Regions from separate parts of the Homo sapiens genome. Here region 1 is linked to region 2. The links are chromatin loops, found by intact Hi-C in ENCODE. Cell type or tissue: B cell. All regions are shown on one strand.

Region 1 (5,000 bases), 190 kb after region 2:
GAGGCGGGAGGATTACCTGAGGTCAGGAGTTCGAGACCAGCCTGACCAACATGGTGAAACCCCGTCTCTACTAAAAAGACAAAGATTAGCAAGGTGTGGTGGTACGCACCTGTAGTTCCAGCTACTCAGGAGGCTGAGGCAGGAGAATCACTTGAACTGGGGAGGCGGAGGTTGCAGTGAGCCAAGATGGCACCACTGCACTCCAGCCTGGGTGACAGAGCAAGACTCTGTCTCAAAAAAAAAAAAAAAAAGAAAGAAAAAAGAAAAAAAAATCCACTTAGCTACATCTTGCTCTATAGGTGCCAGTCCCCACTTGCTCCTGAACCCCTCTTCTCCCCACTGCCCTCAGCTCTGGAAGCATGCAGACTCCCTTAGCAACCCTGAACTAAAATTGCCTTAAGTTAATTTCTGGGCCAGGCAAGGTGGCTCACACCTGTAATCCCAGCACTTTAGGAGGCCCAGTAGGGGGGATCATGAGGTCAGGAGTTCGAGACTAGCCTGGCCAACATGGTGAAACCCATCTCTACTAAAAATACAAAAATTAGCTGGCTATGGTGGCATACACCTGTAATCCCAGCTACTCAGGAGGCTGAGACATGAGTATCATTTGAACCCAGGAGGCAGAGGTTGCAGTGAGCTGAGATCTCACCACTGCACTCCAGCCTGGGCAACACAGCGAGATTCTGTCTCAAAAAAAAAAATTAATTTCTGAAGTGGGGAAGGTGCTCTCCAGTGAGGGTTCTGTGGATTGGGGCCATCCTCAGAAAGCCCACTCCCTCCCCAGCTGGTGACATCACTGGCAGGGTGCACTGACCTGTACTGCAAGGCCAGATGCAATGCTGTGGCCTCAGCCTCCCGCTGGCCTAGCTGCATGCTGAGGCCTTCACAGCGGCCCTTGTATCCCTGTAGCACAGCTGATAGCAGACGATTAAAGCATTTGAGCTTCTCAATGCTCCTGTTCCCGAAGGTGGGGAAGAGGGAAAGTCAGAGGCCTTCTAAGGCAGTCAGGCCTCAATTTCCACCCTTTCCCTCCCTCCTGTTGCAGCTTCAGACTCCTGGCTTTATAACTCAGTTGGAGGAGGTGCCTGTGCCCTTATGAGCTCAGCATTTGAGTCTCTTACCCCCGGAGTTGCTCCATCTGGGCTTCCATGATGTGCATCTCAGGACTGAGGGGCTGGTTGGGAAGAGACCCAAGGATCTGGGTGCTGGAATGGCTGCGGAGGCGCCGAAGCAGGGGGTGAGCCAGGGAGAAGGAGTCCTGCCAAGAAGAAGTGATATAACTGACCCCAATTGTCACCAAGAGCCTGGGATTGTAGGCATTTTGCAACCCCAAAGCTGTTGGATCCCATGACAAAGATTTGAGTCTCATTCCCCTGAAGGCTAAGGACATCAAGACCATGGGATTGAACTTCTCGCACTCACCTGAGTCTCCCAGGGTTCCCTGTCTGCCTCAGAGCTGCTAGAACCACTGCCTGAGCCACCTGCTTGGTTGTGGGAAAGATGTGGGCAGGGCTCCAGCCTCAAGAGGGAATCCTGCAGCTCTTGAACCTGGGAAAGATGAGGGGGACGTCAGGCCTAGGGGCTCAAACCAACCACCAGCCCTCTCTCCCCAAGGCCTGTTCTTGGGGAAGTGGCAAGAACCCTAGCTGGAAGGCAAGAGGCTTGGATACTTAGCCTGCCAAAAATCTCACTATCTGACCTTGGGAATGTTTCTCAGCTGCTGAGGATTTTATTTTTCCCAGCAGAAAAATGGGCCCCACTCTGGGGAAAAATGAATCCCTGGACTGGGCTCCAAAGTTTTTCTACCAGCCTAAGATGAGGGCTTCCCTCTCAATATCTCATTCAGCCACATGGCTTTTTTATTTTTATTTTTGAGATGGAGTCTTGCTCTGTTACCTAGGCTGGAGTGCAGTGGCACAGTCTCAGCTCACTGCAACCTCTGCCTCCCGGATTCAAGTGATTCTCCTGCTTCAGCCTCCCGAGTAGCTGGGATTACAGGCATCTGCCACCATGCCTGACAAATATTTGTATTTTCAGTAGAGATGGGGTTTCACCATGTTGACCAGGCTGGTCTTGAACTCCTGACCTCAAGTGATCTTCCTGACTCAGCCTCCCAAAGTGCTGGGATTACAGGCATGAGACAATGCACCCAGCAGCCACATGGCTTTAAATGCCACCTGTGTGCTAAGGATGCTCAAGTTTCTCCCTTCTGCCCTGCTGTCTCCTCTGAGCCCTGGACTCAGACATATAGCTGCTCCCTTGAGGACCCCACGTGGATGTCTCATGGACACTTGAGCTTATCAAGGGCTAAAGAGATCTGGTCACCCCCAGCCAAACCTGCCTACCCTGTAGCTCCTCCATCTCTCCCTTCTAGTCCAGCAGGTCCCAAAGCCTGAAGTTGTCCTTGACTTCTCTCTAGCCTTCACGCTCACACGTCAGTTCCATCTGCCACATCACCCAGAATCCGTCCGCATCTCTCCACTTCTACAACCTCCACCATCGTGCATGTCTGGACCAATGAAGTCGCCTCCTGGCTCTCCAGGAGTCCACCCTCACCTCCGCCACCAGAGGGCGCCTGTGAACACCTGCGTCGAGCATGCCCCTCCTCTGCTCAAAACCCTCCAGGGCTCTCACCTTAATCCAAGCAAAGCCCAAGCGTCTCCTTGCAGCCCACGAGGCCCTACGCGATCTGCATTTGTTCTCCCTCTGTTCTGTTCTGGCTCCCCACACTCTCCCTGTTGCCCCCTGTGTTCCAGCCACACTGGCCTCCTTCGGGTTTCTTGAACAGGCCAGTCATGCTGCCACTCCAGGGCCTACTCCCACCACCCTCAGTTTTCTTTCTTTTTCTTTCTTTCTTTCTTTCTTTTTTTTTTTTTTTTGAGAAAGAGTTTTCTTCTGTCGCCCAGGCTGGAGTGCAATGGCGGGATCTCGGCTCACTGCAAGCTCCGCCTCCCGGGTTCACGCCATTCTCCTGCCTCAGCCTCCGGAGTAGCTGGGACTACAGGCACCCGCCACCACGCCGGCTAATTTTTTGTATTTTTAGTAGAGACGGGTTTTCACCGTGTTAGCCAGGATGGTCTCGATCTCCTGACCTCGTGATCTGTGCCTCGGCCTCCCAAAGTGCTGGGATTACAGGCGTGAGCCACCGTGCCCAGCATTATTATTATTTTTTTTTTTTTTTGAGACAGAGTCTCACTCCGTCACCCAGGCTGGAGTGCAGTGGTGAAATCTCGGCTCACTGCAACCTCCACCTCCTGGGATCAGGCGATTCTCGTGCCTTAGCCTCCCTGGTAGCTGCAGAATTGTGTCAAGCAATTCTCCTGCCTCAGCCTCCAGAGTAGCTGGGATTGCAGGCACGTGCCACCACACCTGGCTAATTTTTGTATTTTTAGTAAAGACAAGGTTTCACCATGTTGGCCAGGCTGGTCTCTAACTCCTGGCCTCAAGGGAGCCACCCACCTCGGCCTCCCAAAGTGCTGGTGTAGATTACAGGCATGAGCCACTGCACCCAGCCAACCTGGCTGATTTTTTTTTTTTTTTTTTTGAGACAGAGTCTCACTCTGTCCCCCAGGTTGGAGTGCATTGGCACGATCTCAGCTGACTGCCATCTCCATCACCCGGGTTCAAGTGATTCTCCTGCTTCAGCCTCCTGAGTAGCTGGGATTACAGGCCTATGCCACCGCACCCGGCTAATTTTTTTTTGTATTTTTAGTAGAGATGGGGTTTGACCATGTTGGCCAAGCTGGCCTTGAACTCCTGACTTTGTGATCCACCCACCTCAGCCTCCCAAAGTGCTGGGATTACAGGTGTGAGCCACTGTGCCTGGCCAACCTGGCTGATTTTTAATTTTTTTGCAGAGGTGGCAGTCTTGCTGTGTTGCTGAGGCTGGTCTTGAACTCCTGGCCTCAAAGGATCCTCCTGCCTCCACCTCCCAAAGTGCTGGGATTATAGGTGTCAGCCACCACACCCAGCCTTAAAAGGTTTTTTGAATGAACAAATGAATGAATATTGCCTACATCAGGCCCACCTCCTCCCTCAGACAGAGAGCCACATGGGACTCAGGATGGCCCCACTCACCTCTTTCTGCAGCGTCTCCTTCTCAGCTCGGATGGCCTCCAGGGAGGCCTGCGTGCGGACCAGCTCATCCTCTCGGCTACTCAGGGCCAGCCGGAGCCAGGCATTCCTCTCGGCCAGGCGAGCTGCCTCTCGCTGGCAGCTCCCTGCCCCTTCCTGCTTCCCAAGGGAACCTGCTCCCCCTTCGCTTGTGCCTTCGAACTCCATCGGCCCAGAATGGCTGGGGGGCTGGTGGCGCCAGGCTGCAGCCGCTGCCTCCAGGGAGCTCAGAGTGTGCTGGAGGGTCTGAAACACATCGGGGGCCCCATTCCCAGGGGGCACAGTCTCCTTGTACTGTAGGGCTGCTTCTGGGGCTTGGTGGGCTTCCACTGCAGGTTTGTGGGGCACTTCGGGGGCTGAGGCCAGTTCCCTGCCAGAGCCCCCATCCATCTTCTTGTCAGTCCTGTGGACACCAACTCAGGCACTTGAGTCACTCCATGCTGGGCAAGGAATTCTTTTTTATTTTTTGAGACGGAGTCTCACTCTGTTGCCCAGCCTGGAGTGCAGTGGCGCGATCTCGGCTCACTGCAACCTCCACCTCCTGGGTTCAAGTGATTCTCCTGCCTCGGTCCCCCAAGTAGCTGGGATTACAGGCTCCCACCACCACGCCTGGCTAATTTTTGTATTTTTAGTAGAGACAGGGTTTCACCATGTTGGCTAGGCTGGTGTCAAACTCCTGACCTCAGGTGATCCGCCCAACTCGGCCTCCCAAAGTGCTGGGATTATAGGCATGAGCCACCATGCTCGGCCCTGGGCAGGGAATTCTGAGGGCTTAAACTTCATGGTCTTGGGGAGGTGTGAGCGGAGCAGGGAGTTGGCAAGAGCTGCGTGTTCTGGGACTGGCATCCCAGGGTGAGACTGGGAGGCTGTGAATTCAAGGAAGAGGC
Region 2 (5,000 bases):
CACGAGGTCAGGAGTTCGAGACCAGCCTGACCAACATGGAGAAACCCCGTCTCTACTAAAAATACAAAATTAGCTGGGTGTGGTGGCATGCGCCTGTAATCCCAGCTACTCCAGAGGCTGAGGCAGAATAGCTTGAACCCGGGAGGCAGAGGTTGCAGTGAGCCAAGATCGCACCACTGCATTCCAGACTGGGCGACAGAGCGAGGCTCTATCTCAAAAAAAAAAAAAAAAGCACAGAGCTTGGAGAGACTTCAGATCAGATAGCTAACACGTGGAGATTCCCAAAGGGTGGTATGCCCGAACAGGCCATGGAAGCTCTGTGCGCCTTCCCCCCATATCTCACTCTACACATCTCTTATCTTCTAAAAAAAAAAAAAAGAGACAGGATCTCACTGTCACTCAAGATGGAGTGCAGTGGCTCACTGCAGACTCAACCTCCTTGGCTCAAATGATCTTCCTGCCTCAGCCTCCCGAGTAGCTGGGACTATAAGCACTCACCACTACGCACAGCTATTTTTATTTTTTTGTAGAGGTAGGGTCTTGCTATGTTGCCCAGGCTGGCCTCAAACTCAGGCTCAAGCAATCTTCCCACCTTGACCTCCCAAAGTGCTGGGATTACAGGCCTAAGTCACCATGCCCAGCCACTTGGCTAATGAAAAAAAAAAAATTTCAGAGACGGGGTCTCGCCCATGCTAGTTTGGAACTCCTGGCCTCAAGCAATCCTCCCATTTCGACCTCCCAAATTGCTGGGATTTCAGGCATGAGCCACCACACTTGGCTCCATCTGTATCCTTTATAATATCCTTTATAATAAACTGGTAAACCTAAGTGTTTCCTTGAGTTCTGTGAGTCACTCCTGCAAATTAACTGAACCCAAAGAGGGGGGTCATGGGAATCCCAACTTGAACTTGGTTGGTCAGAAGTTCTAGAGGCAGAAGAGGGGCAGTCTTGGAGACTGAGCCCTCACCCTATAGGTTCTGATGCTATTTCCAGGTAGTGTGTCAGAATTGAATTGGAAGATACCCAGCTGGTGGCTGCTGCTTGCTGGTGGGGGAACCCTCAGAAGTCCTGTGTTGACTGTTGTTGAGTGGGAGAATAGGAAACACAGTTTGAGTTTTTCTACGAGCCAGCAATCCTCCTCCTGGGAGAAATAAAACCACGTCTACACAGAAAAATACACAAGAATGTTTACGGAGGCTTTATTCATAATCACCAAGACAGGAAACCAACTGACTGCCTGTCAATCAATGAACAGATGAACACAACGTGGTCCATCCACTTGATGGAATACTATTCGGCCATAAGAAGGAACCAGGCCGGGCATGGCGGCTCATGCCTGTAATCCCAGCATTTTGGGAGGCTGAGGCAGGTGGATCATTTGAGGCCAGGAGTTCGAGACCAGCCTGGCCAACATGCTGAAACCCTGTCTCTACTAAAAATACAAAAATTAGCCAGGTGGGGTGGCACACACCTGTAATCCCAGCTACTCGGGAGGCTGAGGAAGGAGAATGGCTTGAATCCAGAAGGCGGAGGTTGCAGTGAGCCGAGATCGCACTACTGCACTCCAGCCTGGGCAACAGAGCGAGACTCCATCTCAAAAAAAAAAAAAAAAGGAAGGAAGCACCTACATGCAATACATGCAACACAGAGGAACTTGAAAGGCACTCTGCTAAGTGTCAGGAGTCAGAGGCAAGGGCTACAAACTGTGATGCCACAGATATGACCTTCTAAAAAAGGCAAAAATGCAGATTCAGAAAGCCAATCTGTGGTTGCCTGGGGGTGGGAGAGGGGCTGGTCCTATCAGAGCACAAGGGGATTTAGGGATGACTCGTTCTGTAGCTTGATTATAGAGGCGGTTCCATGACTGTCTATGTCTGTCAAAACAGGCAAGACCCTATGCTGAAAAGGGGGATGCTGACTCCATGTAAATGACACCCTGATTTTTAAAATGGGGGGAAAAACAGAAAAGATCTAAAGGGCTAAAATGTTACAGCACGCAGACACACGGGGGCGCTGTAACCAAGTCTTGGCAACAACATGAAAATTTGGAGCGTGGAAGACTGTGACCCTTTGTTGAAAACTGCTCTGAGAAGAGTATCTGTTTGTGCAAAGGTATCCTCTTTTCTCAAGCCGAATCTTAAGTCACAGGGTCGAGAACCCACCAGCCACCCAGAGTGGAAGACAGGCAGTGGGAATTTGACTTAATTTTATCATAAACCAAGATTTGGAAAGCAGAGGGAAGAATCCAACCTTGACTTCACTGAAAGAAAATATATAATTGTATAATCTACTGATTGCTCCCACGAACTCTCACACAAAGCACGTTCTCACGTGGTTAAATATCTTTCATGCCATTACTTTCAATGGTTTCACGATATTTCATGGTTTGCCTACACAATAGTTCACTAAACTCTTACTCCAATTCGGAGTGATCGAAGGATGTCATTTTTCCCATAGTTTTTCTCTAAAAACCTGTTTTTTTATTTTATTCTTTTTTTTTTTTTTTTTTTTTTTTGAAGACACGGGTCAGGGTCTCGCTCTGTCGCCAAGGCTGGAGTGCAGTGGTTCAATCTTGGCTCACTGCAACCTCTGCCTCCCAGGTTCAAGCGATTCTCCTGCCTCAGCCTCCTGAGTAGCTGGGATTACAGGTGCACGCCACTGCATCCGGCTAATTTTTGTATTTTTAGTTGAGACGGGGTTTCGCCATGTTGGCCAGGCTGGTCTCGAACTCCTAGCCTCAAGTGATCCGCCCACCTCGGCCTCCCAAAGTAGCTGTTTTTAAATACCAGCCAGACACCAAGAACTGTGTGCTGGGCACTGGATAAGACAGCTTCAGAATCCAGAAAGCGAATTAACTGGGTTGAAAGGCAAGAACAGGCTGGGCGCCAGGGCTCACACTTGTAATCCCAACATTTTGGGAGGCCGAGGCGGGAGCATCACTTGAGCTCAGTAGCTCAAGATCAGCCTGGGCAACATAGGGAGACCCTGTCTCTACAAAAACGTTTAAAAATTAGCTGGTGTGGTAGCACACGCCTTTCGTCCCAGTTACTCAGAAGGCTCAGGTGGGAAGATGGCTTGAGCCTGGGAGGCTGAGGCTGCAGTGAGTCGTGATCACACTGCACTCCAGCCTGGGCAACAGAGAGAGACCTTGCCTCAAAAACAAAAAAAAAGGGTAAGAACGATACCATGTTTCAATGGAGATCACAGCTTCGTAAAAGAGATGCTTATAGCCATGAGCCGTCGATGACAGACTCACAACTGGCAGCATGAAGGGCTGATGGTCTCAAAAGCACCTGAGTGAAGATCCCAAAATGCTTCCTTCAGGACCAGGTTGTGACCACCTCCCATGACTAGTTTCGGAATTCCAGTTGCTCAGAACCTTGCTCAGAACTGCTGCAAATGGAAGCTGGGTGCGGCCTTACCTTTTGGGTTGTCTTCTTTTCATACTGCAGATACCGGGACTCAATCACTCTTCCACCTGTGGGGACACACTGTTGGTGCACAACAAAACTACAAAGGACCGAAGACCCCACACACCCAGACCCCACGCCCCGGAGACCCAGATGCCAGGGGCCCTCTCCACTCAGTGACCAGAACAGAGGAGGTCACCACTCCTCCTGCTCGCCTCTGATCACGTCCTTCGGCAGCCTCAAGCATGCATGGGACGCCTACTGTATGCAAGTCCCAAGCCATGTGTGGAGTCACAGAGTTCCTGAGGAAGTAAGATCAAGGAACACCCTCCAAGGTCAAAGCTGCAAGTGCACTCAGACAAGCGGGAGGGAAAGAAGAAAGAGCTTTCACTGACGGCCTCCAGGTGGCTTCCTCCTTCCTCCCATCTCGTGTGACCCCAATGGCCCCTTCCCCCGCCTGTGTGTCTAGGACTCACTCCTGGTACTACCTTTTACTCCCCCCGCCCCTTACTCAGTTTGGGACCCCCTGCCCTGAGACATGCCCAACACCCAGGCCCTCTTCAGACAGAGCCAAATCCCTAGTGACAGCCCAACCCCAGGTCCCCTTCCAGGGCTACTCCTGGGAGCGTGACTGTGGATGGAACAAATGCCACCTGTCACCCCAGCTTCTGGAGGTAGGGGTCTGAACTGGATCCGGTTAGTCCCATTCTGTCCCCCAGCCCTCTCCCGGACCCCTCCCTCAAAACTGTTCCTCCCACCTCCTACGCCAGGCCCAACCCTTGGTCTCAGCAGGTGACCTGTTTCCTCCTTCACTGGGAAGACAGAAGTGGCCCCAGGAGACCCTCCCGCCACCACATCCAGCCACCTCCAGTCCTGATGGCTGCATTCCCCCGGCCCTGTGAATGGACCTTTGTGCTCCCAGATAAAGCGCCCCCCATTCTGGGCGCTAAAGCCCAGCCCTCACTTCCAAAAGGAAATGCCCCGCAACTCCCACCTCCCTGCCTGAATCCCCACAGCTCCTCTCTCCACCAGATGCTGGAGGTCATTCTTCCTCCTACCTGCACTCTCTGCCTCCCCCCATTTCTCCCATCCCCTTGACAGCAAACACCCCAAGTTCTTTATTCACCAGCTCCCCTTTCTCTCCTTTCTCCTTCCCTTGAATCCCGCCCCCCACAATCCAGCTTGCAGACACACCACCGCACCAGAACACCTTTGGACAAGACCACCGTGACCTCCCTTGCTCCTGAGCCCAGCAGTCCATTCTCAGTCCTGGTCATCTGAACCACCAGGCACAACCACTGCTCGTTCCCTGCTTCCTGAAACCTTCCATCAGCCTCCAACTGCCCTTCAGGGCTGAGACAGGCTGGCGTGCTGGGTCCATGGGCTCAGGAAGCCTAAGTGCCTCCGGGAACCTTCTGGACCCTGTGCCACCAACAACTTGCCTCTAACCTTATCACTTTGTCACCTCTCACTTGCTCTATTCAGCCGCTCTGCCGCGTGGACCCCCTTGCTGTGCATCCCCCTGCAGGCACCTCCCTCTCTCAAGGCTCTGCTCAGTTCAGACCACAGCACACTTGTCTCTGCCTGCCA

What was found. A loop is a pair of places that touch in the nucleus more often than their neighbours do. Peaks named below come from ENCODE experiments on the same cell type or tissue, not always from the same donor. Only the 100,000 strongest peaks of a DNase experiment are listed, where the experiment ranks them.
Region 1: a loop joins it to region 2, with 18 times the contacts of the local background. A loop is called at or near these places in 17 of 110 quality-filtered maps.

What each region holds. Positions count from the first base shown.
Region 1 is chr19:17,258,475-17,263,474 of GRCh38, forward strand. It overlaps USHBP1 (USH1 protein network component harmonin binding protein 1), which reads right to left. Exons shown (of 13, transcript NM_031941.4): 4 at 4,078-4,516; 5 at 1,423-1,548; 6 at 1,122-1,258; 7 at 815-955. Among named protein-coding and RNA genes, the nearest start is that of USHBP1, 3.8 kb to the right of the region's middle. RefSeq lists enhancers at 2,936-3,537, 3,744-4,301. In B cell, CTCF peaks have their summits at 2,559 (motif pointing right) and 2,759; DNase peaks (open chromatin) are centred at 1,287 and 2,577.
Region 2 is chr19:17,065,609-17,070,608 of GRCh38, forward strand. HAUS8 (HAUS augmin like complex subunit 8) reads right to left here. Exons shown (of 11, transcript NM_033417.2): 3 at 3,423-3,478. Among named protein-coding and RNA genes, the nearest start is that of HAUS8, 7.3 kb to the right of the region's middle. In B cell, CTCF peaks have their summits at 2,010 (motif pointing right) and 2,209; DNase peaks (open chromatin) are centred at 1,703 and 2,013; H3K4me3 peaks cover 328 bases; H3K27ac peaks cover 731 bases.